Linked DNA regions of Homo sapiens: region 1 is linked to region 2. A link is a loop called in an ENCODE intact Hi-C map of the cell type or tissue named here. Cell type or tissue: HepG2. All regions are shown on one strand. Links, peaks and the distances in the headings refer to the core of each region. The heading gives the core; the rest is flanking DNA.

What was found. Hi-C counts contacts between places; a loop is a spot of excess contacts. Peaks named below come from ENCODE experiments on the same cell type or tissue, not always from the same donor. Only the 100,000 strongest peaks of a DNase experiment are listed, where the experiment ranks them.
Region 1: it touches region 2 in a loop (8-fold over the local background); 3 of 110 quality-filtered maps call a loop at or near these places.

Annotation. Positions count from the first base shown.
Region 1 is chr5:74,401,684-74,417,713 of GRCh38, forward strand. All of the region lies in intron 2 of LINC01331 (long intergenic non-protein coding RNA 1331), which reads right to left. Among named protein-coding and RNA genes, the nearest start is that of LINC01333, 88 kb to the left of the region's middle. In HepG2, for the core only: no CTCF peak of the experiment used is centred there; a DNase peak (open chromatin) is centred at 6,738; H3K4me3 peaks cover 765 bases.
Region 2 is chr5:74,494,806-74,510,537 of GRCh38, forward strand. The region is part of intron 2 of LINC01331 (long intergenic non-protein coding RNA 1331); the gene reads right to left. Among named protein-coding and RNA genes, the nearest start is that of LINC01331, 34 kb to the right of the region's middle. In HepG2, for the core only: no CTCF peak of the experiment used is centred there; a DNase peak (open chromatin) is centred at 5,756; H3K4me3 peaks cover 1,918 bases.

The DNA of each region.
Region 1 (16,030 bases), core at 5,355-7,854, 92 kb before region 2:
TGGCTTCTCGTAACTTCTTTCTTATAGCTTTTCAATAGCCATCTAATGGACCTCCCTGACTCAGCTTCCCCATCCTCCCACAACAGTCCATTTCCACACTGCCCCAGAGCTCCCATCCAAAACACAGATTTGATGATGTCACTAGCATAAATACCAGCAATAGACTTTCTGCAGGCTTAGATTTTCATAATGAAAGGTATTTTTACAGTATCTGCCTTGGCTCCTTTTTTCATCCAATCCCGTTAGCACTGCTCTCAAGCCCCTTTCCAAAGTGACTCATTCAACCTGTCCCCTCTCATTTGCCCCACCCACCCGCACTGAAGACTCTGCTTCGGCCACATTAGACACTCACAATTCCTTGAACATCCTCATGCTCCGCTGCCTTTCTTCTTGCAAATTCCTGTGCCTGAAATGTCCATGCTTATCTCCTCCATGTGGAAGAATCTGAGTCATCTTTCACAACCCTGGCCAAAAAACACCTCTCTTATGCCTCCCTGCATCTGGGCAGAGGTTGTGACTTCCTCCTGTGGTTCCCACAATGCTTGGTTCTGAAGTAGCACTTGTCACATATTATAATTTTTTGTGTGCATTTCTGTCTTTCCCATTCAACTGTCAACTTCTTAAAAGGAAGAACCATATCTTATTTATTTGGGTTTTCTTCTATTACTATTATATAATATTTCCTCTATTACTACTACATACTATTACACAGTATCTGGTGTTTAGTACATGTTTGATCATTGTTGAATGAAAAAATAAGCTCCCAGTTCAGGTTCTCTTCTAGTTTACCTACCATAGCCAGCCTGGCCAGGAGCTAGGAGTGTTCAGCTTGGAGCCAGAGGCAGGATCCCAGGAGCAGGTTAAGAGGAAGTGATTGACAACTGCCCGCAATGGCTCCTGCTGGGCACATTTTACATCCCAGGGTCTGGATCAAAGCTGTCAGTTTCTGCCCTGTCTGTTCCTAAGTGTCATAACTGGAGCAAAACTCCTTCATCAGCCAGTCTGGCCACATCACAGACACGTGGGTTGGACAGCAGAGGCTGCCTGGCTCTTTTCAGGTTCCTATGGATACAGTGTCTCCCTTGACCCACTGAATTCATCTGTGTGGGCAGCTGCCACTTCTGGACTACAAATACACAGTAAGCAGGCGTGTAGGAGAGCAAGAATAGGGTAGAAAGAGCACGTAGGAGGAGGGGAAGAAAGAACTGAGAGAGAGCCTATGGGTAGAAGTGGGCAGGAAGGAAGGTTTGGTCTTTTTGTTCCTACAGAAGATGTTTTTGAAAAGCTTCTTGACAATCAAACAGACTTTTGAAAAAAGTTACTTTTGCTAAATATAAAGTGTGAAAATCACCAGTGGAAGATTGCCTCCCTTTCTGCAGCCAGGGCAGAGCTCTTGGGTGTATTTTGATCAGTAACTTCTAGACACATCCTTCACAACCACAACTAGGCAGCCAAGCATTCTGACATGTGCTTAACTAAGAAGCAAATTAGGCAGCCAATTTGTAAAAATGTAATATGGCGTCCTTTCTCCCTTCTGCTTATTTCATTGATAAACACACATTCATGCACATTGATGTACATAGTAATAATAATATTAGTTTACATGGCTGACTCTACAGTTTCTGTAGAGCTTTTGCTTAGAGCTTCACAATAAATGAAGCAGGCAAACTGCATTGATTAGATAGTCCATGGTTTCCGAGTTACTCAGTAGAGGTGCAGTCTAGACTCAAACCCCGGACTCCAGCTTCCAAGAATAGGCACACTCATTCCCACACCCAAACCCCCCACCCCCATTCCATGCCTGGCTGCTGGCTAAGCCACAGGCTGCTCCACAGTTGGAGTGTAAGGGATAAAGAAAGAGGAAATGAATGGTTTAAGTTGGGAAGGGCATCTTGACAAAGTTGTTAGAGTCTACCAGTTTTTTCAAACCCCACATTAGAGTACAGCAAATAAATGCATGTCTAATCATCACTCCACCGGCTTCTAACTTTTTTGCTCATCACTTTCTCTGAATTTATACATGGAAGACTTTTGAATGTGGTTCCTACACTGAACCAATCTCCAAAATTAAGGTTATGGCTTCTGTCCCCATGGGGGCCTGTAAGTTGAGGTCCATATGGCAGCCTATGATGGCTATCCCCTCCCCATGAGCCACAGGATGTCTCTGGGCACAACACAATGCCTCCTTTTCAACCGCATTTTATCAGTTTCTCAAATATCTGTATTTGTGGGCCAAGTGATGACAATACACTACATTTATAGAACATTACAGTCTCTGGAGAGCCTTCTGTTTTATACACCCTACCCACTACACCCTCCCACCATAGGATTCCCTCCCTGGCCATGAGGCTGATAGGACAGATATCACCATTTTAATTTTACAGATTCAGATATAGATATATATATATTGAGACAGAGTCTTGCTCTGTCACCAGGCTAGAGTGCAGTGGTGTGATCTTGGCTCACTGCAACCTGTGCCTCCCGGGTTCAAGCAATTCTCCTGCCTCAGCCTCCCAAGTAGCTGGGACTGTAGGCACATGCCAGCACGCCCAGCTAATTTTTGTATTTTTAGTAGAGATGGGGTTTCACCACGTTGGCCAGGATGGTCTCAATCTCTTGACATTGTGATCCACCCACCTCAGCCTCCCAAAGTGTTGGGATTACAGGCATGAGCCAGGGCGCCTGGCCGCCTGGCTATATATTTTTTTGTCAAGCTCTAATTCCACAGTTGACTGAACTAAATGATATTTAGTTCAGGACCCAGGTAACTAACCAAAATTTAAGAGAGAAATTATTTGAAATTGAGAAAAAATATTTGACTCTTAATGCTGTTAAACATGATATGACTAACTCCCACTCTACAATGTTCTTCCAGTTTTCCCATCCATGGACTCTGCCACCAAGCAAAGAAGAGGATTTACATATGACCAACTTCAGCAGAGCAAATGGAGAAATTATATGGCTGTGTTCCAGCCCTGGCTGGTTACATATTTTATATTTTATAGCTATTTCTCTGTCAGAATTATAAATCAACCACACACACAAAAAGGTCTAATTTAAAATGGGGCATATCAGAAAATCACAACTCAGCAAAATATGGCATTTTCCTGACAAATACTGCATAACTAAACTATATATGCACATTCTGGTTTTAGAGACTGTCCAAACTACAGGGTGATTTGGGACTTCAGTTCCTCATCCCTGCATGCTGGACGGATTTCAAGAAGATAATTAAAGTCGACGGTACCTGGTATATGAAATCAAACACCCATCCTCTACTCCCTGGGTTTGGAAGATCAAAGATAATAAGCCTGTCATAAACTAAGGCAAAGGGCCACCAGGGAGTGACAAATCCCTATCAGGTTTAAATTTTGTCAGAACAGTCAGTGTAGAAATAGAGTTGGTGAACATGCCAACCCTCCCTGTAACCTAGTCTGAGCAGCACTGAAGGAAAACTGGCCAGGCCTTTCAACATGTTGGCAAAAGCCACCCCCTGACATCCTGGAAAAGAGCAGAGAATGGGAGAAATGTGCTGGAGAGCAGAGCTCATCTGTCCAGCCAGCACTCAACTTAACTGTGGCCAGAACCTGCCATTGGATATTTCCATGCAGTTATTAATAAGCTCTACACAAAAACTACCTGGAGGCTGAATCTGACTCTGGGATTTGGTGTTAAATACCAGAGGGTATACAGTGTCCTGCCAAGGATAAATTTTATAACCCTACATTCCTTTACTGGTGATTTATATTCCTTTCCTTATCAGGTTAGAAAGAGGTAAGGGTACAATCAACGGATTCCTTATCAAATCAAAAGTCCTAAGGTCTGGAATATGTTATTGAACTTGTGAACAAAAGACATTCTAGGATTTGAGATATCAATTCAACTTGTTTCTTGCACCATTATGATAAAAAGGAGAATTCTTTGTAGTTTATTATCTCACATCTACATTATCTTAATTTATCTTCCCAACTCTGCAAAGCAAGCAGAGCTGATATTCTGTTTGAGAGTGTGTGGATATGAAATTGAAGATCAGGGCCTGAATAGCTTCTCAGGTTCCCATAGCCATTTCCAGAGCTGTCTCATGTTTTCTGACCCCAAGTCCAAGTTCTCTCCAACACAGTCTTTCCCGGGCAGATTATAGGGGTTCTACCCACTTCAACAGCAGGTCTTCAAATAATGTTTCATTCAATATTATTTCGTTATAACATTGATGAGAAGGAAAAAAATAGATTTCTCCCCAGAGCCGCTGTCTTTGTGGAGTTTGCATGCTCTCCCCGTATCTGTGTGAGTTCTCTCTGGGTCCTGCAGTTTCCTCCTATATCCCAAAGATATGCACATTCAGTTCATTGGTGTGTCTAAATTGTCCCTGAGTGAGTGTGGGTGGGTGAGTGAGTGCACCCTGTAATGGGAAAGTGTCCTGTTCAGGGTTGGTGTCTGCCCTGTGCCCCAAGCTGCTGGGATAGGCTCTGGCCACTGTCGACCCTGAACTGGAATAAGCAGTTGAACAATTATCTTGCTTGTTTGTATTAATCTTAAATCTATGTATAACTCAAATTTATTTCAATGCTTAATATCCAAAGTATATTGGTGTTTATTTGGAAGTTCGATGTTTTGAGACCAAAAATATGCTGTAGGAACTTAACTCTTGTTTATATCATTTAGCCTATGGTAAAATTGGTTTCGTCATACACTATTTTGCTTATAGTTGCAGTTTCCAAGAACCTATCAACAGTGTTAAGTGAGGACTTACTGTATTGCTATCTTAATAGTCCCTGGTATGAGCAATTTATCACATAGATGAAACTCCTTTATAAAGAGGTACTTTTAGCAATTTGACAGCTGAAATCCTTCAGGTGGATCCAAAAGGTACCCATCTGGTATTGCATTCTGTTCTTTCTATAATGGTCTAGAGTAAGTTTATTTTAATAGTTTAACTATAAAATATATTCACATTCATTATTAATACATGGTTTATGCCTTTAAAACAATTAGTCTAAGGCCTTTGAACAAAATTTAAAACATTTTAAAAGCATCTTTTAAGGAACAGTTTGCATTGTTTATTCAGTTCAAAAAATATTCATTGAGCACCTATCAAGCATTGTCTAGGGCAGTAAGAAGGCAGAAGTGGTCAAGACAAGGACCCTCCTCTAAAGAGCTTAAACCAGAGAGAGGAAGTCAAATAAGAAAAAATAAATAAATGCATGTATTGCTCTAAGAACTAAATTGGAACAAGGGCAGAGGGATCCAGAAGCAGAGAAAGGGCACTTGATCCAGTTTCAGAGAAGGCTTTCCAGGGGAAATAACATCAATGCCAATAGTTTGGGAGAACAGAGTGTTGTAACATGTTTCCAGCCTCATGTGTACCTCCAGGGCCGCTGGGGAGCTCTGACGAATATTTAAACGCACATGTCCTTTCCCACTGCTTTGCTTTACCCACTCTACTCCTTTAGCCAGAAAACCTCCTCTTGAATTTTATTCCTATATCATCTTCATCATCCTTCACAGCTCAGCTTTAATGTGGTGTCTTCTCAGAAGCTTTCCTTGACCATATTTGAAGAAACTGAACTAAAGCTAATCTGAAAAGCTTGTAAATGCAAGACTCAAGTTCTATTACATTGCCCTTGATCATTCAGAAATTCTAAGCCCCTCAGCTAAATTTAGTCATTAAAAGATCACTGTCCATTCTTTAATGTTTTAAGAATAAGTTGTACTATTTCCTAGTTGACTGTTAGTGGAGCCTACAGGGGGAAATCATGGCCATTCCTAAATTTCTCCAAGGCTTGTGTTATTGCGGCATCTTGGTCTCCAGCTGAAGCCCTTGGGGAAAGAGATAAAGTTGCCCCTTCTGTTCCACTGGATCCCAGCTTGGGTACGTCAGGCAGCTTAAAGGGTGACCACCATCAGAATCCTTGGTCAACTGGTGGCAGTTTGGGGTGAAAACATGTCAAAATTACATTGCAATTTTTTTACTCTAAAATTACATAGTGGTTCCTTTGACCATCAGTAAATCTTTACAAATGGGACCAAAACAACTTTCTTTGGAGACACCATGGGACTAAAGAAAGAGACAATATTCCTATTATAGAATTTTGCAAACTCTCCGGATGTCCTAACAATAAGTTACAGATGTTTAATCCTAAATTAAGAAGCTAAATATAATGTGGACTTTACAAATGGCAATTTTCTATAATTTGAGGAAAATATCTGGTAGCTCAGTTCCCACTAGAAATGTTTGGCAATGGTTCTGCTCTCTGTTAAACATCTCTGGTATGATTTCCTAAGGACAGAATCATAGCAGAAGACAACAGATTTTTTTTTTTTTTAAAGAAAAACAACATAGAATTGATCAAGAAACTATAATTTGAATTTTCCTCTGGGCATGTGGGTATTGTTTTATAACTGAGAGAAGCATTAAAATATCAAGGGAACTACATTCATATTTGTATTAATTCTATTGAATCATTTCTTGGCTTATCATATTTTGTGTTATTGCCTTGTTCTCCTTTGTTTTGAAAAGAAACTTTATCAGTTTTCCTGTGTCATGCCATTTTATCTCTTCACTCTGCCTGCAATAAGATATCAGCCTAATATTGGCAGAGCAACTCCGTACAATGATCCTTTGTTCTGGGAAAAAAAATTGCATGAATAGTATATTATTAAAATAGAGAAGGAAGTGTGTTTCATTTGTTATTTATTTAGTGAATATTGTCATGGTACCAGGTGCTTTACAAAAGACAAATAAGTGAAGCAATAATACGGTGCACTTGGATCTTGCATTTAATGTAAGGATCTCTGAGTACTTACCAAACACTGACTCATAAATCAACTCACTTCAGATAGGATGTAAAGGTTGCTTTAAATCTACAGTCAACTTTGCAGAACCTGCTGTAAAAAATGCTCCACGGCACCAAGCACTGTACAGCCTGCCTTGCCGCATCTCTGATACCTCTGAGGACACAGGGAAAGATGAAATCACAATGGGAGTGGGGCTATGAGAGATGGTGGGTGAATTTTGAAGAAAGGAAGCTAGAAAAAAAAATGGTAACAAATAGAAGAGAATCTGGGAAACTGAAAGCTAAAGCAGTGAATTTCATAGACAACTGACAGATAACTTCAGGTTCTAAACAAATGCAAACTTGACAGCTGTCAGAGTAAATATTTTATTGACCTTAGATTTGGCTCTTATCTTTGTCTAACACATTCGTGACTTCTGAAGTTGGTTTCTTCTGCACAGGAGAAAATTTCTCGAAATTTTTCAAGATATGAATAGACTGGATTGTATTTTTCTAGTCACAAAGCTGAAATCTGCTCTATCCTTAATAATTATCACGTAGAATTTGCTGCATACCATCTTGATGTGAAAGTTGAAATTAGGAAAATCTTACCAACTCAGATCACACTAAATTCTGAATCTGTCGGAAGATAGCCAGAAATCTGTAGAAGACTACGCTTCTGAGATTTTTCAGGTAATGCCCAAGCAGGGTTACAGCTGTGACACAGCAGAGGCCAAAGGCAACAGACAGCAACCATTCAGGTATCCCTGACATCCCTCTGCAGGCCTTCACAGAGAGTCAAAACTCAATATTTCAAAATGTATGCTTTTTCTCTCGGAAGAGTTTGGTGAGCCCTATAATCAGAAAGAAAACAGACAGCAGAGGGCCGGCAGCCAGGTCTTCCAATTACTATTTCAAAATCAGGAACCAGAGACCATGCCTGTGCAGAGGATCTCAGCTTGAGCCTGGGTTTTCTGCCATCCATTTGCAGGGTCCAGGCCTCTCTTGGCTTAGGCTGGTGGCTTGGGCCAGATGGAAGTCTAGTGCATGGGGAATGAGCAGCCTCTTGGGAACAAGCCAGCATTGCACCTGCTGCTGGGAAGTGTGTGATCTGGGCACATTACAGTCTAGTGGAGTACCAGGCAAAATTCCACTCTCAGGGAAGACGCAGGTACCCCCAGGAGACAGCTCATTATAAGAGAGGAAGAAGCCAGGAATAGGGCTGAGTAACGAAGTCTTAGAATTCAAAGAGGGTGTAGGAGGGGTCTACATGGAGCAAGTGGTCTCTACTCAATGCCCAGCCCAATCCCTTAGACCACATGCTTAGGTCCTAGGGAGAGGCACCATAACAAAACTTGAGTAGCTGTTTCAATAGATGTTTTAGCCCACTGGGCTCATGTCCCACATCTAACACAGTGTGACACAAAAGGACAGGAGCCCTTCTTCCTGACTCTGCCAGAGGCCATTGCCAACTTTGGCACTCAGTGATTACAACTGTGCCTGCCCTGCCTGACAAGCCTCATAAGCTCAGCAAGAGTGACTCCAGGTTGGAGAACAGGGAAGAGGAGCTGCAGCCTGGGACAGCTCAGATCCATAGGCAGGAGGGCCTGGGGACACCTGTAAACCTCTCCTTGAGGACCCCTAGATTACTTGAGGGAGGAAAAAAAGAACATTATTAGAGAGCTTATGACAGCTGTTTGAGAAAATAAGGTATTTGGGGTTGTGATTCGAATAATTTTATGTGTCTGAACATTCATAATTTTCCCACATTTGCAATTTCAGCTATTGTCTGTTTCAAAATCAATACATGACAAGAGATTGCACGTTTGTCTTCAGAGAACATGAGGAACAGGTTAGATGAAAACCTACTCCACAGACCCTATTGGGAAGAACACAGCAAAGTCATGGAGTGGATTATTGGTGGAAGAAAGAGAAACAGGGTAATATTTTAGGTTCTGCAATAAGAAAGAAGGTGAAGTTTGAAGAACCTGACGATCCCCAAAAGGACTTAACAAAAGTAATATAAATGTCTTAAACATTGGGGAAGAAGAGGGAATTTTCAAATTTCATATAGGAGCAGACTGTATCCAACCATGTAGCAGGATGTATTCTCCTCTTCAACCTGTATGCTTATTACAAACAAATTAATCTAATCTATTTAGAATTTAGCCATGTAGTACATTTTTCTTTTAATCTTCTATATACAAACATCCATTAATGCTTTTTGATAAAATGATAATTCCAAGTCCCTACGGTCCCCCTGTTGGCAACATTTTATAGCCATTAGTTGAGTTACTACGTAGGCATTAAAGTAATAGAATTACATTTCTTTTGCTATTCAGGCCCTTTTGGGAATTCAAACAGCTCTTTACAACCATCAGGACCAATTAGGGAGGTGATACTGTGTTTTAATTGACAGACTGCAAGAGGTTTCTCTGACCAGTCAGGAAACCAATAGGATCCAAACAAAATGAAATGCCCTAGAAGCAGAATGATTTACAGTTGTGTCTGTATTTAGCAAAGCATTCCATAAATAGTGAAAAAATACAGGCTCTTCTTGCTCTGTTTGGTTTTCCTCAAACAATAATCATGCTAATGATAATACTGTCTGTGCACAATGCAAACACACTTTACTCTTTCTTCTTGCCTATGTCTCTGTAACTGGGGCTCTTCTGGTTGAATTATCTGCAGTGGCTAAGAAGTGACCTGTGACGGCTGCTGTTCTCTACTGTAGAATGGGGACCCCATAGCAAGAATCACAGTAGGATTACCTCAGTTAAACGCACTAACTTTGATGTTAGGGAAATGAATCATCAACTGCTTTATAATTTATTTACCAAACAAGATTTCTCTCCTCTTTCCATTCTATGTTTCCTTCCACTTTCTGTTTCTTTTCATCTATTTGGGCCTCTTATCTCTTTATAATGCCCCTTTTAGTTGGGCTACTCAGGACCATAGTAGGCTGCTCACACATGAGCAGCCAGAGAATAGGGAGAAATGATGACAGCCCTCCACCTGCCTTTTACCTCTTTTGCCTGTATCTGTCTTTCTCCCTTTTGAATGTCTTTTGACTTCCTCCTTGGGAGTAGTCTTTTATGCTTCCAAAGCACTTCTGCATTTCCTATCTGTATCCAGTGATTTAGTCTTTAGTGCCATGAGTTCAGGGATAAAAATTAATGTGCTCACATAGCAACGTTTCCATTTTGATTATGTTGCCTGATCCTAAACAGGTAATCAGATATATTCAGAAATGCACAAGGATTTATGGGTATTATATCATCTTTTTAAACTTTTTAATCGCAGTTTTTCCACAGTTGTGTAAAGTACAACCTTTCCCTGCTTCTGCCTCCCCAAGTGACTTTTCTGACTTTATTATAGAATTAGAACAAGGAGTAAAGCATGAGAGAACAACCATAAGCATAAGGAGATTGGGTCAGGATCCAAGGGTCTCCTGAGGATGGGATCTACAAAAAGCTGAGCTATAGATTCTATCTATCCACCGATCCATCACTCCATCTACTTACTGCCTAACTCTTTATTACACATATAGTGGGCATCATGCTATTGACAACTCCCTGGGGTCTACCCACTCTACAAATTTGTCTGTCTGATGGATGCCACTTAATGTTCTTAGGCTTCCTCCAGTTGTATCAGATTCCTTTTCCTCATGCTGCCATTGCAACCTCTGCGTATCCTAACTGATCATATCACTTTGTATCATAATTGTAATTGTTACTCAGTAGCTATCTGTCCCTGTAAATCTTGAAATTCTTAAAGTCAGACTCCTGTTCTTCCCTCTCACATACCTCCCCCACCCCCAGGCCATCTGCTCCTTTGCAGCCTGGAAGGACACAATGAATAGCTGCCAATACCTCACTGCCACAGGGGAGAGCCTGTCTGAGAATGCAGGCAACTGTGAGGAAGGGAAACAAGAGGTAGAGAAGAAGAAAGACTTCAGGAGGGCAAGGGCAGCCTGATGCACTTTTGAATCTTTTGTTCAATATAAAGATGATTTCCAGAAAAAAAAAATCTTAGCATCTACTTTAACCATCTAGTATCTATTTAAATTTTTAAGAAATAATACTGGAAATAGTCATTGAAAAACATCCTGGTTAACAAAATATGACACCTAACAACTTTGTATCCATTTCCACCTGCCTATTTTCTATTTACTTTTTTTCTTTTCTTTTGTTGATGTCAAGGATAAACCAAAATAGGAACACTTTTCAAATTAATGAATTAGGCTTTCTGACTATGAATATGGGCTTGAAATCTCAGGCACGTCTTGATCTCTGTTACATGAAATACAATCTTCTAGAAAACAAAGACATAGTTGACAATCTTCTAGAAAACAAAGACTATATTTTACTGGCAACCTCAAAGACAAGCTCATTATATTCATTACAATTTAATATGTTTCTTAATGACTCATCAGCAAGACATAAAATATTGCATTTTGAAAAGAAGTCTCATTTGGATGTTAATTTGCAAATAAAAGTCAGGAAGAAGTTTGTATAAATTATTTTTGTAAATATATGTACATAAAATATCTTCTAAAATTTTAACAAACCTGTGAATAAAATCTTCTTGTGAAGAATGATAATCACCCTGACTTGGAATAATTTTATCACAGTCTATCTACCATGAGCTTCTTTAGTAATCTGAAGGGTGAGATTAGACTCTCATTATGAACTACTTATAAACATAATTTAAGATGATGGGAAAGTAATTTGAAGAATTTGGGGCCTGATAATGAGTTTCCTTTGAAGTTGAGGAGGGGTGGCAGTGGGAACAGAATTTGAGATAATTGCTGGTTGTCTCCAAGGAGTCCAAATGTTGATGAAGCTTCTGTGTTTAATAATTAAAGACGCTAACCTCAGAGAAAGATGGAGCCACGTTGTCAGTTACCCCTGGATACTTCCAAAGCCTGTGTCTTGGTCTAACAATCCACTCTGACTTTGTCCTCCTCCTCCCACTTAACTCCCACTTCTGCACTTGCTGTGTCTCTGTTAGGCACTGAGAAGAACAATTGAAAGCATGAAGAATAGAAGAAAATCTGCTTAGGAAACTTGACTCTGGCAGCATGGCACACTGAGTTCGTGCAGTATGCACCTTCCTGCCTCACGTGCCTTTCTGGAGAACAAGGATAACAAGGATATCTCTCCCATGCATGTTCAGGAAATCAACCAATGTTTGCCATACTCTTAAGTTTATAAGCTTTGCATCTGGGTGAAGTCCAATTAATGCATCCATAAAAAAACTTTTCCTAGGAAAAAGGAGGAACTCTGAGTGTAGTTTTTTCTTCCCATTTATTTGAACCTATTGCTAGACTCATGGGAACTTCAGTTAATCATACTATGCCTGCAATATTCTCCCAGGATCAACTACCATGGGAACTCAAAGTTCATTTGCAGTGTTCTACATTTGTCCTGGGTGACCTTTAGTCCAATCAAAGGTGTCTCTTGGTACAGCTGTGAATTCTAACGAATATTGGAGAGAGTTGTGCTCATTTTTTCTTGCCAATTCCTGAGTATCCTTCTGGTCTAGAGCCATTTTATAGCCAGGCAAGCAGAGCACCTAGAAGAAGCAATAAGAAATGAAGAGGACGGCCACAGATTGCCCAGAAAACAAGGTCAAAGGCATGACCTCACCTGCCTCAACTTGACTAATTACATCTGCAATGACTAGTCCCAAGTAAGGCCACATTCTGAAGTACTGAGCATTAGGACTTCAGTATATAATATTTAAGAGGATACAATTCAACCCATAGCAACTAAATTGTATCTAAATCAGTCATTCCCCAATCCTGGTTTAAGGCCAAAGCAGATGGGAGCTGCAACCTCCCTCTCAGATCAATTTCTCCCAGATCAAGTCTTTTCTGCTCTGCTGTAGGCCACACTGTGTGACCCTGTCTCTTACAGACCTCCCTGATCCCTTCACCTCTCCCCACCGCCCAGACATGCTGTCTATTGCTTCCTGCTCCCCCCAACCCAGGGAGGGGGCAGAGGAAGTAGGGGGTAGGGGAAGCCGCTGTTTGTCCACTTCTCTTGGCTCACACAGAATGTGGGCCCTGGTAAAGAGTGGGTCAATAAAACACCTTTCCTTGGTGTCAACATATGATACCACAGGAGCTCTTAAAATCACTAAAAACAAAATAACCAAGAAAACTGTATTTTCCCTCATGGGTGGGACTGCACAGCCCTCTGAGAGCATGTTCAAATAACAACATATGTCTCTCTGTTGTCTTCATAGGAGAACAGATTCTGCTAACTAAAGGATTTTGGATTTGTAGAGTAGGGTTTTCAGGGCTGGGGGCAACATTTAATTGCTCACATCAGTCAAAGCAAAACTGAGTTCTACCAGTTTTCCTTCTCTGCCCTTCCTCTATTCAGTGACTACCACCAGCACCCCCCGCCACCCCACTTAACAAATGTGGAGTCTAAGTATTACCAATGTGAAGGTAGTTCCAAATTATTTCATAGGCTCGGGCACCTGCAAGTATCGCTCTGCCCAGGATATTCCAAATGCAGTGAAGTAACACCAGAAATGATGTTTTCATTTGCATCAACATAATTATGGGAGAATGGACTTATAGCACTGAATGTGATTTTAAAATGTCACTCCCAGAAGCTGGACATTTGGGCTCTGCTTCATATTGTAGAGCAGAAATCTTTAAGCTGATAAACTTGCGATAAAACAAGTGTCTAGAAGGTGGCATGATAAACTAAAATTTTACTTTATGATTTTTCTACATTTAAAAATTGTAAATATATCTTTCTAAACATATGTATGGGTTTGAAGTTGCTGAGCACTTTCTTGGGAAGGATGGTGCTGCTTCCCACTCTTTAGGGATACATTGTCCTTTCATAGAGCAAGCAATGAGAAGAGATGATCATCTTTTTTTCAATATCCTTTCTTGGCACAAATGAAAACTGGCAACCCTAAAGCGATCTGCCCCCTCCCTTTACACACACACAGATTTGCTTTTATTTATATATATTTTTAGCTTTTTTTTTTTTTTAACTAAGTCTGTGATATCCAGAAGTCTAAAACCACTGGTCAAAATGACGAAAGACCAAAACAAAACAAAACAACAACAAAAATCCCTTTAGAGCTGGCTCAGATAATACGGTCTACTGTAAAGGACCTTAAGAAATAGCTGCAGAAGAGAGGAAAACAATAGGCTTGATCACAAACTCCTTCTGAAATGAAGCTAACACATGTCCCCAGTAGCCTTCCCCCTATGAAGCATGAGCTCATCTTCCAGCATGGATAGCAGTCTTGACTAACTCCAAAGAACATTGCTGCTTAATCCCACCTAAAACAATCTCTCTGCAATACCAGCATCTTTACGTCTGCTCGTTGTCCCTCTCTGCCTAGCACGGCCTTTGTGCACTTTACAATATTTATACCTCTCTGTCTGAACTGCTGGCTGGTGAGCAGACTGTCTCAGACTGTCTAGAGAGCAGGAAGCAGATGGAAAATAAATACAGATGAGGAGCTCTGGGGGCAAAGCTGCAGACGGGACAAGAGGGCCAGGAAATAAACAAACAGGAAAGAGACTGACTGGTCTTTCTGCCTTTCATCCCTGGCTCTAAGAGATAAGACTTAAACAGTAAGACGCCGACTGGGCTCGCTTTCAAATTCTACCCAGCTTCTACTTCAGGGTAGTTTTTTCGTTTCAATAGTCTATCTCTGCAGTTTTACAAAAGGATGGTTAAAATAAGCTCTTAATAAGTGATAATAATTCATTTCAAATACAATGATCATTATTACATTAGAGAGGTATAGGATGCAAGAATTTGAAACCATCTTCAACATAGTTGAATATAGTGCATGTATGTTAAAAGTAGGAGCACTGACTTAGACAGATCTTACGTGTTTTAAAGCAGAGCATCAGGTGCCCAGGTCTAGGGAAAACATGACAACACCGCCTTCGTCATTCTGCTAATGTTCCCTCTTCTCTCTTCTTTTGGCTGTCAAAGCCAGCTTTAATGAAAGAATCTCAAACCAATCATTTACGCCTCATAATAGACTTAAGTCAAAGCATTATCTCTGACCATAAGTCATTATTCTTATTGTAAATACTTTATACTCAAAGCCTGTTTGATTTATACTCAAATTCTGTTTGATTTTCCTCACTAGGAACGCCTTCCTTAAAACTTTCCATTATTGTGTGATACGCTTTTAATACCTCACCCCAGGACCAAAGGCCTCCCTCTTGGCCTATGCTTAGGTGATTGGTATGAACAGCTCTGGTGCTAGATTACCCAAGTTCAAATCCTGACTTCCCCATGGGTAGTCATATGGCTTTGTCAATACTTTTTAATCTGAGTCTCAGTTTTCTTGTCTGCAAAATGAGGATGATAATAACATCACCTTCTTTATGAGATTATCATGAAGATTAACTGTGGTAGAAATGTAAAGCTCTTGGAACAATGGGTGACCTTTGAGGATTAGCCAATATTATTCCTGTCATTGTATGGTCAGAAATGATCAAAGTGAACATATTTTTCTTCATATTGCAGGAATTGAATTTTTAAAAGCAACTCTGCAGAAAATACTAATTTAAGAAATCTTGTATTTATTAGGTCAGGATCTTTTCACAGAATTCTGTCTCCAAGGTTGTTTTATATCACATAAGATTTTTTGGTGACATTTTTTAAAGTATAGTAACTTAAAGAACCTTTGGGTAGAAATAGCTGAAGGACAAGAAAGTCTCTTAAGTTTTCAGGTTTTTTTTTTCAATATAGAAAATAATAATCTCTTGTTACTAATCTAAAACCTTAATATATTTCCTATATCTTGATTCAATACATGCTTTGTTTCTACAAAATCTGTTTTAATCTCTCTGTGTTATCAATGTAAAATATCATTGAATAAGTTTTTTGAGGGGAAGAAACGCCATAGAATGAGTTAGCCAAAGACAGAAATGGTTCCCTTTATCTTAAAATACATTTTGCAACACCTAACATCTACAACATGGCATAATGGCCATCAGAGAAGGAAACTGTGTCTACTGCACAATGTTTTCTGGCAGCAACAAGATGGGTCCCATTTTTCCAAGATCTTATTGTTACTCTAGGCCATCTAACAAGATGTCCTTTGGTACAAAGTCTTACCTCAAGCAAATACACTTAAATGTCAAAGGATCATAAGAGTCCTGGAGGGAAAGGAGCAGAGAAGTTCCTGTACCTCTGAAATCACCCAGTGTAAGTGGCAATCTGCTTGGTCTTCACAAATAAGGCTGGCAGCAG
Region 2 (15,732 bases), core at 4,260-6,759:
TCCTCATGGGATGGGCAACTCACAAATGTATGAGGAGGAGCATATAGTTTGAAGAAACATATTCAATATGATCATATAACTTTACATATTTGGAAAATATTTTTAGAAATTATTATTATTTAAAACACGCTATAGAAAGAGCAGAGATAACATTTGAACTCAGGGTTACTCTTTTAGACCACATTGTTTCTCAATGAAAGAGGCAGCAAGTGCCACAAGCCTGGGCTGTAGCTGGTTTTGTAACTTGTCATTCAGTCTCCATGCTTCTTCTAAATGGGGAAGGGCTCTGTATAGGGCTCTGGGTAGGGGACAGGCTCTGTATAGGGCTCTGTAATGGGGAAGGGCTCTGTATCCTTGGGGACACCAGAAAAACTTTGTCCCACAGAATGAGGAGAGCAGGGCTTTCTCTCCTATAGTCACCAAAAAATTATCTAGGTGCCAAGGTTTGGCTAACACTAGTCCCACAGAAGAAGATCCCATGTCCTGTTTCCTATGTCAAGGTGCCTCCTGGGTTCTTCCCTGAAAAACGAGGTGGTTGGATGATGCCCAATGAATGCTCACAGCTCCGGGAGCTCTGCTCGTTCTGTGAGAAGCCATCAGACAGTCAACAGATACTTCTCAACACCCAATCTGAGCCAGGCATGCTCAAGACAGGGTTGCTATTTGGTTTTTCTTTAGAGTCAAGTTATTAGAGAGCTGAGTGGAGTGTCCAATGGCTTGAAATGTAGTAGGGATAACAGATTATTTGACCCCCAGTGGTAATCTGGTAATGGTTATTTTGTTTGAATCAAGAAAGTCTCATTTTTACAAATCCTGGCATTGTGTTCTCCTCTTCATGGCTGGCAGTTCACATCTCATGTCATCCTACATTATGTGTAATGATTTTTGAAGAGTGATGTAAATCATCCACTCCTCAGGGTTAGGAATCACTTTCAAGAAAAAGGCTTTAGGGTGAGATTTCACTCTTGGCAAATTTTAAAACCACTGTGGAGGCATAGAAAGCAGAAGCAAGAATAGTTTTCAGGGTAAATTAGGTTATAAATTTTGGTCAGATATAGAACTGGCCTCAATAAAGACCTTGCTAAGAAAGTTGTAAACAAAAGCAAACTGGCACATCACAGTGGTTCTGAAGAGTGGGGCAAGCCCTGAATAAATACAAAATAAAGAAGTTCTAGTATAGCTCCCCCTCTAATTACAGCAGAGTTGGTCATGGGAAACACTACTGATGGGTTTTGAGGGTTTTTTTCATTTGGTTTGGTTTGGTTTGGTTTGAGATAGTGTCTTGCTCTGTTGCCCAGACTGGACGGCAGTGGTGTGATCATAGCTCACTGCAGCCATGCCCAGCAAATTAAAAAAAATTTTTGTAGAGATGGGGCCTCCCTTTGATGCCCAGGCTGTTCTCAAACTGCTGGGCTTAAGTGATCCTCCCACCTTAGCCTCCCAAATTGCTGAGGTTACAGGTGTGAGCCACTGCGCCTGGCCTGTAAATTTTTCTAATCACTGACCCATTCACTTTCCTTCTCTTACAGCCTTCCCTACAACCCCTGCCTCCTATTTTTCCTCCATTAAAACTGTACTTTGAGGCTGCAGTTTATGGCCAGGAAGAGGGCAAAAGACATGAGAACAAATAAAGCAACCACATTTCAAAATAACAATTTTTTAAACTCATAGTAAAGACAATAATCTTGAAAACCAAAACCCTCTGATTTGCAAAACCAGGCTTTTTAACAGTAAAAGGCTTTCTGAGGTCTAAATGCTTGGATCTGAATATCAAGAGCCAAAGCCCTGAAGGAATCAGTATATAAAGGTTATCCATGAATAATGGTTTAGAAAACCATTTTCTCTCCACTGGGGAGAGGGGAGATTACAAATCTTTCTGAGTGGGAGTAGAGTGTTGAGAATGAAGCAGGACAGCAGTAGAGTTACCTGCTCTATTCCCCATGCCCCACCCCCATGCCCTGCCTCAGGTAACTTCAGTGAGGAGATCCCAGGTTCCCAGAGCAGCATGGCCTGTGCAGCAAATTTATTCCCCAGGATCCAGCGGGAAGAAGCACAGACAGCCAGTCATGTGTCTGTGGAGAGTCCTTCCCCCACAACCAGATTATAGAAAGCCAGAGAAAGGGCCACAGATGTGAAGGGGTCTCCTGACTGGAACAAGATGAATGCAGAATGTGGGGGTCTGGTAAGTGGAGGTGATGCTGTGATCTGAATGCTTGTATTGCCTCAAAATTTCTAGGTTGAAATCCTAACCCCAAGGTGATGGAATTAGAAGGTAGGGCCTCTGAGAGGTGATTAAGTCATGAGAATATAACTCTCATGACAGGGATTAAGTCCCTTAAAAAAAAAAAAAGACCCAAGGCCAGGCTCAGTGGCTCACACCTGTAATCCCAGCACTTTGGGAGGCCAAAGCAGGCACATCACCTCAGGTCAGGAGTTCAAAACTGGCCTGGCCAACATGGTGAAATGCCGTCTCTGCTAAAAATACCAAAATTAGCCGGGTGTGGTGGCAGGCGCCTGTAATCCCAGCTACTCGGGAGGCTGAGGCAGGAGAATTGCTTGAACCCAGGAGGCGAAGGTTGCAGTGAGTCAACATTGCACCACTGCACTCCAGCCTGGGTGACAACAGCGAGACTTTGTCTCAAAAAAAAAAAAAAAAGACCCAAGAGAGACCCCCTCTTCCTTCTGCCATGTAAGGACACAGCCAGCAGGAAGTCACCATCTATGAACCAGGAAGAGGGCCCTCCACAGATATCAAATTTGCTAGCACTTTGGTCTTAGACTTCCCAGCTTCCAGAACTTTAAGAAATAAATTTCTGTTGTTTATAAACCATCCACTTTGGGTGCTTACTTACAGTAGCCCCAACAGACTAAGACAGACCATGTGGACCTAGTAGCACAATCCAGAGGGATTGAGGCCAATAGCCTTTAAAGACCAGAGGGCCGAAAACACCTTGCAGAGTGCCAACCCTGGGCCAGAGAACCAGAGGATTCCCCAAACCCATTCCGCAAGTGCCACCAACCCCTCCCCATCTGTGAACTTAGATGCCACCCCTAAGAAAGGGAGGAGAGCAGAACCCTGCAAATGACTAAATCTAGGCAGGAAATGACTGGGTCATCACTACGTGGACTGTTTCCCTTGAGTTTGGAAGATTACATTTTCAGCTACCAAGGAGAATGGAGTGCCACGGTAAAGATTAAGTTCAACTGTTTGTGAATTCTGATGCATTATTTAACTATTAATTAAGCCATCAAAAATTTTGGAATTTATATGTTCAATAAATGTATGGAATTTATATGTAATAATAAATAGGTCTAGAAAAAGAATGTGGGTCAGGGGGAATTATCTATAGTATCATTCTTTTCTAACTTCAGCAACACAACAATAATACAAACCACTGTAATATTAGAAAGCTTCTCAGAAACTTATAGTTCATCACTGAATACATGTCACTCTTTAAATTTTCCTAGAATTAAAAGGTTCTATTCCAGTAGTTTACCTGAATTATATAATTATCTATAAAACTTCAAAGAAAATGAGGCTGAGCTTTTCAAAATGCAGATCTGATCATGTCACTTTTTCCCAACATCCATCTCTGGAGAGAGGGAACTGGTCTACTTTGCTCACCATGGTGATGCCAGAACTGAGCACATAGTGGGCCTTCATTTGTTGAATAAATGTAGAAATGAATGAATTAATATGATCAGGCTAGTGAACTCTTAAACCTCCTACCTTTGACATTCTGCAGCTACATGACTTGCATCTACTTTCCCACATAAAAGATGACAAAGAATCCCTTGAATTTCAGAGTTTAAACTGACGAATATATGCAGTAATGTAGAAATAGTTTTAATATGTTTCTATTTCATCACACATTTATGCATATATATTAATTGAGCTTATTTAATACAGTTCTTGATCCCTGAAACTTAATTAACAAAGGCATTAAGTTATTGAAAACACGAACATTGTCACCTCTGGTGTAAATGTTAGAGTAGAATCAGGTATTGTTCTTTCATGTTGCAATTAAAATTTAAATTAATATATAGACCTGGCTATGTTTTGTTTCTTAACAAAAATATATAAGGAAATGACATTCTATTAAAATACACTATTACAAAAGAAAAATCTATAGAGGAATTAATTTATGTCCATGACAAAGTCTTTTCTCTGAAAAGAGTAGCAAAAAACATAAGCTTTGGGTTTTTATCACCTGATCCTTTGTTCATATCTGCACACTTTGTTGCACACATAAACAATTTTGTAGATTTATGGCTATCTATATAAACACCTTTTACTCTAGCAGTTCCCACATTTTCAGCAATTACAGAAATTTAGGATTCTCAATTCTCCATAAAATATGAGCAAAAACACTGCAAATTCCTGTTCCCCGTCCACCAAAATCTCTCACACAGTAATTAAAGTCCTTATCAGCATCACCGCGTGCTACATAACAATCTAGTCTTCCTAAAAGTAAATTCACAAGGGGGAAATTCCTCTTGATGATAAGCAAACAGCAATTATTATTCCCTGTTATTAAAATGCTCTCAGTTAATTGTACAGATACCAGCAGAAAGATTACCTTAAAAGGCTGGATAGCAAAAGGGAGTTAGAGTTTTGAACCTTCTGGTCTAATTTAGACGAGAGTTTACAGAGAGATTCAGTAAATATTTGTAAGGAACCATTAACATTGAGTAAACAATTCAATGCCTGCAAGGAAAAATGTATTTGAATAATTGTAAAAGAACCTCCCTCCATACATGCTGGAAATGAATTATTTTAAAATGAAAATAGCTCAAATACATTAACAGAAAAATACTACCAGTCACATTTTCTAAGCATTCTTTATTGTATACACAGTTGATCATCCTGGACTGTATAAGAGGCACATGTTCGAAAAAAAAAAAAAAAAAGAAGAAGAACAAGCTGCTGTTTTCACTCCAGGGATTATTTTACAGGGAACTCAGCAGGCTCAGCCCTTCCTTAGCATTTTTTTCTGTTTCTGTCCCAACAGAAATGAGATTTTAGTGTTTGTCTTTTGTGCTGCTAACACTGAGCTTGCCAAGGTATCCCTGTTTGATGCTCTACTTCCATTGATGGAGCGAGGGAGGAAAGAGCAAGTAAATGAGGAAGCTCTGAGATTTCTCTTCCCCTCCAAATGGCAGAGATAAATCTAGCCAGTGAACATGAAGGCGCCCTGGCTCAATTAAAAACCAACTTTGATAAAATATTTTGTTTAAAGAGAAAAATAGTCTCTCCAGTGAAAACTGTTTAGGGCAGCTGTGCAGGGGAAGCAGGTGTTGAGTCTACCCTGAGGGCTTCAGAAATATTAATATTTAAACCTCTCACATTTCACTAAAGTTCACGACAGCTTCCTAATGCCTGGAGGAAGACAGAGCAGGAAAATCACAAGCCACAAAGTGGGGAATGCCTTCTAATTTGGCCAGAGCAGGGCCTGATTGTCTGTCTCCCTGACTCAGCCTCTCTGATTTGCTGCAAGCTCACAAAGACCATGCATTAGAATTTCAAAGCTGGCTCCATCCTCCACACGCTGTAAAGACATAACATGTCATCAAAACACAGGGTTTTCCAGGCCGTGATTTGTTTGTCTAGACTCTGGCCATTGAACTCTGTTTATTACTAAACAGAGTTTAGTGTGGAATGGGCAACAAATCAAAGGGGGCTCTGAGAGCCCTGAGTGCATGCAGACACTCTTCCTTCTCAGTTTCCACTGCTCTTAGAGGTCTATCTTTCCCAGGACCCAGGGGCTGATCACTAGACTAACGTTTCATCTTTTTTTGACCTGGGACATGACCCTGGGCCATTTGTAACCCTCAGATCCCCTCCCCATCATTGTGCAAGTAGGCAGCCCTTAATAATTATATTCTGGCGGCTGCATGGAGAGGTCATGAAGAATGACTAATGATTAACATTTGAAAATGGAACATGATAGGAAAATACCACCAATCACGGCAAAACCGTCTGTCAGAAGAGCAGAGGGCAACGACAACAAAACACTATTCAAAGAATATCCTCTTCCAAGATGAGAATGTGCCATTCAGAAGAAGTCTTCAGGTTTGTTTTTCAAAAGACACATAATTATCAGATACGTTGTTATCATTTTTAATGCATAATTGTTAGCCTACTTGTTAATGAATATATATTTCCTACTTTAAAAGACTTGATGTAGAGGATAAAATGGAGATTCACAGCTCTTTTTAGAAAATAGTGCACAACTTGATTCTTTTAAAGAAAAAGCATCTCTGTTGCCTATAAAAATATAATTGCTTTGTACAAAAATAAATTATCTCAGGCAGCATTTCTGAAACACATCGATTACATTAAGAAAGACCTATGAGCTAAGAGAAGGCTTGTAAGTTCAGAGGCTAAGGATGGAGGTCTCTAAATGAAAAGGCTTAGGTACCAACTCCCTATGAACCTTACATTAACAGAGGCCTCTGGTTCAGTTTTAGCCCTTAGAAAAAACTGCAAGTGAAGTCAGTTACCCTAATATTATCATCCCTGTCAAATGCTCCTCGGTTAAGGAAATTGTAAACAACTGTATCCTTTATGTCTTGGAATAAGATTCCATTTACCCAGCTGGAGTGGCAACACCCCACTAGGTCAGGCACTGTGGGCCTTTTGCCTGTGATTCCATCCTCCCCACACCTCCACCTCACCAGGTAGGTGTCTATCCGTGCAGAAATGATGGCTGAATTAAATTGAATAAATGTTAGAACTCCAAAACAAAACAACATATTATCTAAATGGGCACAAGCTATCTAATCTGTGTTTCACTTCTGCTGCCAGAAATGGAAAGCTATCACTCCAAAGGCATGTTAAGCAAAACAAAATAATACTTCCAAAGAAGGTCTAGCTTCTGTTCTGTGACAATTTGGTGATCATTCATCAGATGGACAAAAAAGCCAAAAGGGTCAAACCAACCAGAACTTAAAACGATGGTCAGGAACTTCTGACCTATCCTTTGTGGCAGTTTCAAGGAGCCCAGTAGAAGATTTGGCCCCAGCTAGTCACTATGATCTCTCTACCTGCACCCACGGGCTAGGACTAGAGACCCATCTCATCCCAGAGGTGTCAATCATAGGCCTATACACACTCTGCACAGTTCTAAGGAAATTTAGGTGAAAGGAGTGGGGAAAGAATCAACCTAGATGTTCCTGGGGCCCATCCTGACCAAGGCCCTTGGTATGGCTTCAAACCCCCAAAATGACAAAGAGGACCTCATGTTTGCTGCCCCAACAAACCTGATGTAATTTCACAATAGATCCAGTTCCATTAACAGAGGCCTCTGGCTCAGTTTTAGCCCTTAGAAAAAACTGCAGGTGAAGTCAGTTACCCTAATATTATCATCCCTGTCAAATGCTCCTCGGTTAAGGAAATTGTAAACAACTGTATCCTTTATATCTTGGAATAAGATTCCATTTACCCAGCTGGAGCGGCAACACCCCTCTAGGTCAGGCACTGTGGGCCTTCTGCCTGTGATTCCATCCTCCCCGCACCTCCAGCTCACCAGGTAGGTGTCTATCCATGCAGAAATGGTGGCTGAATTAAATTGAATAAATGTTAGAACTCCAAAACAAAACAAAAACCAAATAGTCATTTTCATCCACATTCACACATCAAGTGTTTTTCTTTAAAGGCTGAAGGGGATAGCAGGTGAAAGTAGAAAGAGCAGACGGTATGAGAAAACACCCCTCACCCAACCAACTTGGTCATTGATTTTTTTAAAAAAGGAGTCTTTATCTTTACACAGAAGGTAGAAGTTATAATTTAACTCTCAAGTTAACTATAGGTCCCCTTGCCTTTCAAGTCATATGAACACAAAAGGCTTTAATGATTTTTTAACTAAAGAAGGAAAAAACATACCATATGAAAATCACTTCTCCCCCCTAACACGAATACACTGGCCACTCAAAGATAGGTCTGTGAGATCCTTATCCACAGGATCTATTAATAAGAGCAGCACAGGAAACTCGGCACAATCACAATCCAAAGTTTAGTTTGACAAACACAGGAAGGCCACTGGCTTAAGAGTCTCTGCATATGCAGTTAAAACCTCATTTGAACACCTGCATAATCATTTCCCTCCTAAAAAAAAAAAAGGAGAGTGGATTTTTACTTGTAAGTTCTCAGTTTTAAGTAGACCAAATCTAACGAACATCTTTTTCCACCACAGTGAAGAAAAGAAAAAGGAAATTCCATGGTCTCCAGTAACAAGTTTGCAGAAACACAAAATCATTTTTACAAGACACTTATCTCTCAAGACTATTCACATACACAAGAGGGGAATTTTTACAGGCTAATGTGACATAAAATTTGTATATAAAATCATCCCTTAATGCCCCAGAGGACTTACTCCTTTACAAAATCCTTTAAAAAAAGAAGACAATGATCATCTCTGGGTTATGAGATTATGAGTACTTTTTATTGTTCTTTTTCACTTATTTTCAAGCTTTTATACCAAGTTCAATTTTTGCCTTTAAAATCAGAAAAAAAAATAATTAATTCTTATGGTAGAATTCGAGATGAAGAATCTCTCTGAGGGCTGTCAGCCTTTGTGTTAATTTTTTTTTTTTTTTTTTTTTTAAACAGGGTCTCACTCTGCCACCCAGGCTGGAGTGCAGCGGTGCCATCTCAATGTAACTTCCATCCCCTAGGGTTCAAGCAAATCTCCCGCCTCAGCCTCGTGAGTAGCTGGGATTACAAGTGCACACCACCACGCCTGGCTAATTTTTATTTATTTTTATTTTACTTTATATTTTATTTTATTTTATTTTATTTTATTATTTTATTTTATTTTATTTTATTTTATTTTATTATTTTATTTTATTTTATTTTATTTTACTGAGACGGAGTCTTGCTCTGCCGCCCAGGCTGGAGTGCAGTGGCGCGATCTCGGTTCACTGCAAGCTCCGCCTCCCGGGTTCACGCCATTCTTCTGCCTCAGCCTCCCAAGTAGCTGGGACTACAGGCGCCCGCTACCACGCCCGGCTAATTTTTTGTATATTTAGTAGAGACGGGATTTCACCGCGTTAGCCAGGATGGTTTCGAAATCCTGACCTCGTGATCTGCCCATCTCGACCTCCCAAAGTGCTGGGATTACAGGCGTGAGCCACCGCGCCCAGCCACGCCTGGCTAATTTTTGTAATTTTTGGTAGAGACGGGGTTTCAACCATGTTGGCCAGGTCGGTCTTAAACTCCTGACCTCCAGTGATCTGCCTGCCTCAGCCTCCCAAAGTGCTGGGATTACAGGCATGAGGCACTACACCTGGCCCATTAGCATGGATGTTTAAGAGGCAATACCTCCGGGCAGACACATCCCCCAGATGAAGACTGGATTTAGCTCCAGTCACCCCTCTGGAGTGCACAGTCCTAGCTTAGTCCCGATTGTCCATCTTTCTGTGATCCAGATTTCTATGATATCCAGTTGTGCTTACATGTTCATTTGCACTTGTGTGTGACTATGGGACCAAAGTCCTCAATCTTCACACACTGACCAGGAATTTGATTCCTGGCACTGTGAAATCCAAACTGGCCCTGACGTTTTACTCAAAAATCCTTTCTAAAGAAGCCATGACAGACAGTTATATCTTGAGACCCAGAGCAATTTTACTTACATGTCGGCATGAAGGAACAACAAGGGCCTCACTAAAAAGTAAGGGTATGCCAATATGAACAAATAAAAAGGCCTGGCTTCATGTCCCCTGTCTGCATGTGCAACTTAATCAAGATGGATCTTTACTCACTGCAGTTCTGGGGCTTCATCAACCTCAACATCCCGTTCTATTTACTTTTACTTTCAAAATAATGCCCCTGACCACTGCCATCCCCACAACTCTGACACCTTCCTAAGTGGATGTACAGGTCTTCATAGCTGTGGACGACACAGTCACTTCTAGTCTTCACTCCAAGACACACAACAGGTTCCCTGTAGAGATGCAATGTGTTCCTGAGTATCAGAGCGTTCTGCCACCCACTCAAATCTGGATTGTGCACTCACAGCCCTCACCCTTCCCAAGTTGGCCAAACCTCCCAGATAGCAGATAGAGGCTGTGAGAAGTAAAACAGTCATCTACATCAACAAAAGGGCGTCAAAGTGACATATATGGACCAAAGAGGGAGGGAAGGAAGAAAGGAATCGCCACCTAGCCAGGCAAATGAACAGGGGTAAGTCTGGCCATCAGAACTAGCTACACAATTTTGGGGGCCCATTGCAAAATGAAAATGCAAGCCCCTTTTTTCAAAAAGTATTAAGAATTTCAAGACACCCGCAGCAAAGCATTAAACCAGATATGGGCTGCTTTCAAGGATGGGGCCATGGGTTACTACACAGGTCACATGCCCATGAAGCCTGTCCTGCTGGCTGTCAGTGGTAAAGTCACTGGCTTCCATGTCCAAATTAGCAGCAGTCAAATGGGCTAGAGAGGACAGTAGTGAAATAAATAAATTAAATAATCCATTAAGGGGTCAAAAGCTATGTGTCCTAGGTCAGCTTCTTGTTTATAGATAGCTCTACACATTTTTCAAAATATTTTTCTATTTTTTATCTGGAAAATGGAGCATCAGTAGTTACAACATCACAGTGATAGGACTCAAATTGGCAGCTCCTGATCCTGCAAGTAATGAGAATGTTAAATATACCATCTAGCCAATCATGGAGGGCAGTTTTCATTGTAACAGAACTGGATGGAATTCAAATCACTTTGGCAAGAAAACCCAAAGCCATAATTTTCTCCCATGGCGTACTCAAATTCAGGTAGAAGTTAGTTATGAATGAAATTTCCCTTTATCTGGGCTGCCAAAGACAGCACTGCAGGCCTTCACTTCCTGGAAAACCCTAAACCAAGCTGGGTTCATGCTCCCACCCAGATCAGCCTTTCCTCAAGGGCCCCAGGAGCGCCTCATCCCAGCCTTTCTGGGAATTCTCCAGGTTCTGACATTCCCGTAATTCCTCCCCAGGTCTCGGCAGGGATCCCAACGTTTAAACTTATGTACGTATTTTAAAACCAATTATTTTCTCTTTATGCTCAAAAAGTGGTTGGAGCTGAATTTTTGACAAAATTCGTAGGATTTAAGATATCTCCAAGCTAGATTCTTCATCCTTAATAAACAGTTAAAGAAAAGAAATGTCCAGGCACTAACTCCACAGCATGCCAAGGCCAGAAACTGCTCTGCAATGTAAATCGCTTTTTAAGGAGAAAAGAGAAAACATCACAATTCTAAAACCGGCACTAAAAAAGTTATGCTGGGGTGGATGAATGGTTTGTGGAGCTGTAAAAACATACTTAGGTCTTGTATGAACATATCCTTGAATTTCAAACATATGAGCCACATCATTATTAATAGCCTGGTATATACACTGCCCAGTTTTACCCGCTCATACATCGACCCCACATACACTCACAGTTCCTCCCCTGGGGGGCTGAGCAAACACATAAAATTCGTAGGGCCTGTGGCTAACACTTCTTTATTTTGAATAGCCGTATTTCACATGGAGAAGGCAGGGCGGGAGAGCTAAGATTTATTGACAGCCTACTGTGTGCTAAGCCCTGTGTCAAGTGCTTTCATAAAGGTTAGCTCATCTTTTCTTCCAAGGGAAGCCCCGATTGAAAGATGAATGACCTTATGAAGGTCACACAGCCGATCCATTGGAGAGATAGCATTCAATCTCACTTCACCGGCCCCAAAGCCTTCTTCTTTCCACTCCAGCACAGCGCAGTTCTGATGCTTCATGAGCCAGCAGCAGGTTCAGTAGCTGAGCTGAGGACACAGTGGGGCAGCGCCCAGCTAACTGTTGAAGAAAGGGACAACTGTGGTGTCCAGGGGGTCACAGCTTGTCCTCCCTCCCCACCGGAAGGAGTCCAGCCCTGCAGATAGAGCACAGGCACTGGAGGCTGTAATAGTAAGAATAGTCCAGTAAAGCAGCTGGACAGAGAATCAGGGTGTCCGGACTGGCGAGCAGAGCCCAGCCTAGAGGATGCAGAAGTGGGTGCCATGCAGACAGCCGCATGGTCAGGTAAGCTGTGGCTGGGCAATCTCTGCAGAGCAGAGGCCCCACCAGCCACAGCAGCCTACCAGTCAGTGACTAACAGTTGGGTGCACACAACGAGAAGTGGTATATCCCAGGCTAACACCTCGCTGCCTGGTTCAAATGCTGGTTCTACCCTCTGTAAGCTGGATCACCTTGACCAAGTGACTTAAAGTCTCTGCCTCAGTGTCCAATACCGAACAGAGAGGTTTTGCAGATTCAAAGGAATGAATACATATAAAGCACTCGGAGCAGATGCGGGAACATAGACAGTGGGTGGTCATTGTTAGATATTACTATGTACCAAGAATGTTCTGAAGCAGGCCTGGGACCCCATTAATTTATTTCGACTCCAAAGAGGCAGAGTCCTTTGTGAGAAGCCTTGGAGCCCCAACAGTAGCCCCATATCCAGCAACCCCTCACACAAACAGTCCCAGCTCTGAGAGGGAAGAAGACAATCTGCTTTAAGACCCAGGCAATCTGCTTTAAGCTCCGTGGGCAGCAGCGTACAGATAGTGTGTGATAGCCCACATTTCATTTGACAAGACTCCCAATCCCTTCTCTAGGGCTCAACACAAAGAATGGGCACTATCATGGCAGAAGAGGATCCCTTTCCCTCATCTGGTGCTTCTGAGAAAAGCCATTAAGTTGCTGGAGCTGAAAATATTTGCAAATTCCAGGAGAGTGTTTCCAAAGGAGTACCACGCATTCCCCTTTGCGATTGTAATAAAATGCTTGGATGCTGCCATGGGAATTGCCATCCCCCAAGCCAGTCCTTGGAGCTCCCCAAAGGGAGGGCCACCCTTCTAACCAGAACTTTCCCAGCATGGAGCCTATCAGCATTTTCATCAACTAGAGAACTGGTGTTCCTTTAAGCCGAATCACAGAGATTAATGTTTCAATTTGCAGCTGCTTAATGGTGTTCTGTGGAGCCTCTCCCTTCTGTCATTTGCCCCCCGGTTGGCCTGAGGATTTGCAGTTAATGGGGCAGCTAGGGAAGCCTTTCATTTCCCCTTGACTGGGTGTGTTAAAACGCTGATCTGTTTCTCGATCAGGTCTCTATGTCTTAATCTCAGTCTTGCCCTGATGGAATGTTCCCCTTCATGCTTTACCAAAGCCAGGTATTGAATATCTAGAAACTGATAGCTTTGGCAAATGCCCTGCTTGCTTCTTCCAAGAAACCAGTCCCTAAGGGGGTAGATATCTAAAGTAAGCTTAAAACAAGAACATGCTTACCCCTGCTTACCAATATGATTGCTATCTTTTGCAGTACTGATAGCTCCGTTTGCACCTTTGCTAGGGACATAAGATTAGACAAGAAATGGTTTTGTTTTGCTTGTTAGTTTCTCCCGAAGCCTCCTTCCCCACCTCCCCAACCCATCACTTTACACTTCTGTTCACTCTCTGTGCACTCTGTTTACTGAGACTCCTTTCATACGTTTTGTCTTTTTCAGTAAAACCTTTTTTCAGTGACATAATTATATGTTTGTATCTGAGTCTACCAAACAGAATCCAGAAAATCCAGTACAAAGAGCCTGGAAGTCTGCTCCCTAAGTGCTGGCCTTCTTGCCCAGTGACCTAGCCCACAGAACCAAGGCATCTTTGCTTAGGGCCTGCCCCTGGCCCTGAAGCTCCCTCATATGAGGGAAAGCTAACTGACTCTGGAGTCTCCTCACAGCCATTTGCTGCATTGGAAGGCGGTGGGATTCTCCAACTAGGCAGGGGGACCAAACAGAATGCTCCCAGCCAGGGACTTCCCACCACTTCTGCTGAGAGATTTCAGCTGGCGTCGCTCAGAGGGGCTGGAACAATTTGGCTGTCCACAATTTTCGTATTCTTTTTGGTGAATATGGTTGTCTCCCGGGATTTTAGATGGTGAAGGCAATAGGACTCCTCCCTCACACCTCATTCCTAGAGCCTATATGTTAGGCTATGGTTTGCATATTTGTCCCCTGCAAAACTTATGTTAAAATTTAATCCCCTATGTGACAATATTAAGAAGCAGGGCCTTAAGAGGTGATTGGGTCATGAGGGCCCTGCCTTTATGAGTGGATGAATCCATTCATGGATTCATGGGTAAATAGCTTATCATGGGAGTGGGACTGGTGGCTTTGTAAGAAGAGGAAGAGAAACCTGAACAAAGATGCTCAGCCCCCTCACTATGTGATACCTGCACCACCTCAGGACTCTGCAGAGAGTCCCCACCAGCAAGAAGGCTCTCACCAGGTGTCCCTCCTTGACCTTGGACTTCCCAGCCTCCAGAACAGTAAGAAATAAATTTCATTCCTTATAAATTACACAATTTCAAGGTATTCTGTTATAAACAACAGAAAATGGACCTAGAGACAATTCTCCATGATTCCCTCACTTTCTGCATGTCTTGTTAGCAAGACATTGACTGCCTTTGTTCTGGACTACCTTTTCAAAAGTGTTTGTATAGTGAATAATCTTGGAAGACAGAGTGTCTCTCTCCAGAGTTTGCTTCCCATTATAAGATATATAAGATCCCGTTTCCCTCAATGAAGGGGTCATCTCCTGTAACATAATCCACTCCATGTATTGGTGTCACCTGGCCTTCCCATCACACTTTGGGGATTGAGGCTTGAGGAACTGGGACAAAAATGCTAATACTCTGGCTACTGCTTTTGCTGTGAGGGATAAACTGTCCTTCATCTCTGACTGAAGAGTCTCATGTCTTCTACCAACATCCATGAAACTATGGCAGACCACCTTGTTAACTTGTAAGTAGGGCTAAGTCTCAGACCATTCACAGTTCTTGACAATATATTATAATAACAACAAGTATCAAGCTACCTTTCAGCACACATGTAAACATTTATTAACAAACAGGCCAAAAAAGTCATGTAATCTGTTCTTTTAATGGGTGAGCTCCTGCTTCTCTGTCCTTTAAGCATGTCAGCAAACACTTTCCATGAAAAGTTTACCTGAGGTAGATGTGGCCATATTCTAGTGGCAAGATTAAGCTAATATTCTATTTGGATTAGGTGACAGAAGCATCTATCAAGTGGCAGAACACTGGACTAGACTGAAGCTCTAAACCAAGTATCCCACCACTCCAAAGGGTATTAGGCTTTTGGACTTACCAGAGTCTTGTCTTCTGTTCATGCAATTGAATATTTCTACTCAATGCACATAAATAGAATGTCATTCAGCTCCCCAATAAAAAATTTCTAGCATCCCTTATAAGAATTAACAAATTCTCTAAGGCAGATCTAGATGGGCCTATTTAAAGTCTACTTATGGTAATGGCCTCTGGGTATGAATTCCAAATTAGGGTCTTTCAAATGCTCACTTACTACCCTAGAGTATGAATCCCTGATTAGGAGGTAACTTCAAATGTTTGATCTATCCTAGTTTATTATAAGCAGCAAATCATGCTTGGTTCACACTGTCTATTCTGAAGTATGTTCAATTACAACACTTTAATGGAAGCATTTTGTTTTTTAAAGATACAGCTTCTAGGACACAACTCTTCCCTCTTTCCCTTCTCTTGGGCTTTCTCCATTATAGGAAAAAAACAGTTGGTTAGTCGGCACTTTTTGGCTTGCAGAGCCAAGGGTCTTTGGCACAAATGGCCTCCGATGAGTGCCAGGTACAGTCTCATGTTATTCAGTTGATTTATACCCTTAAGCCCAGTTTAAAACCCTAATAACTCTCTTTCTCC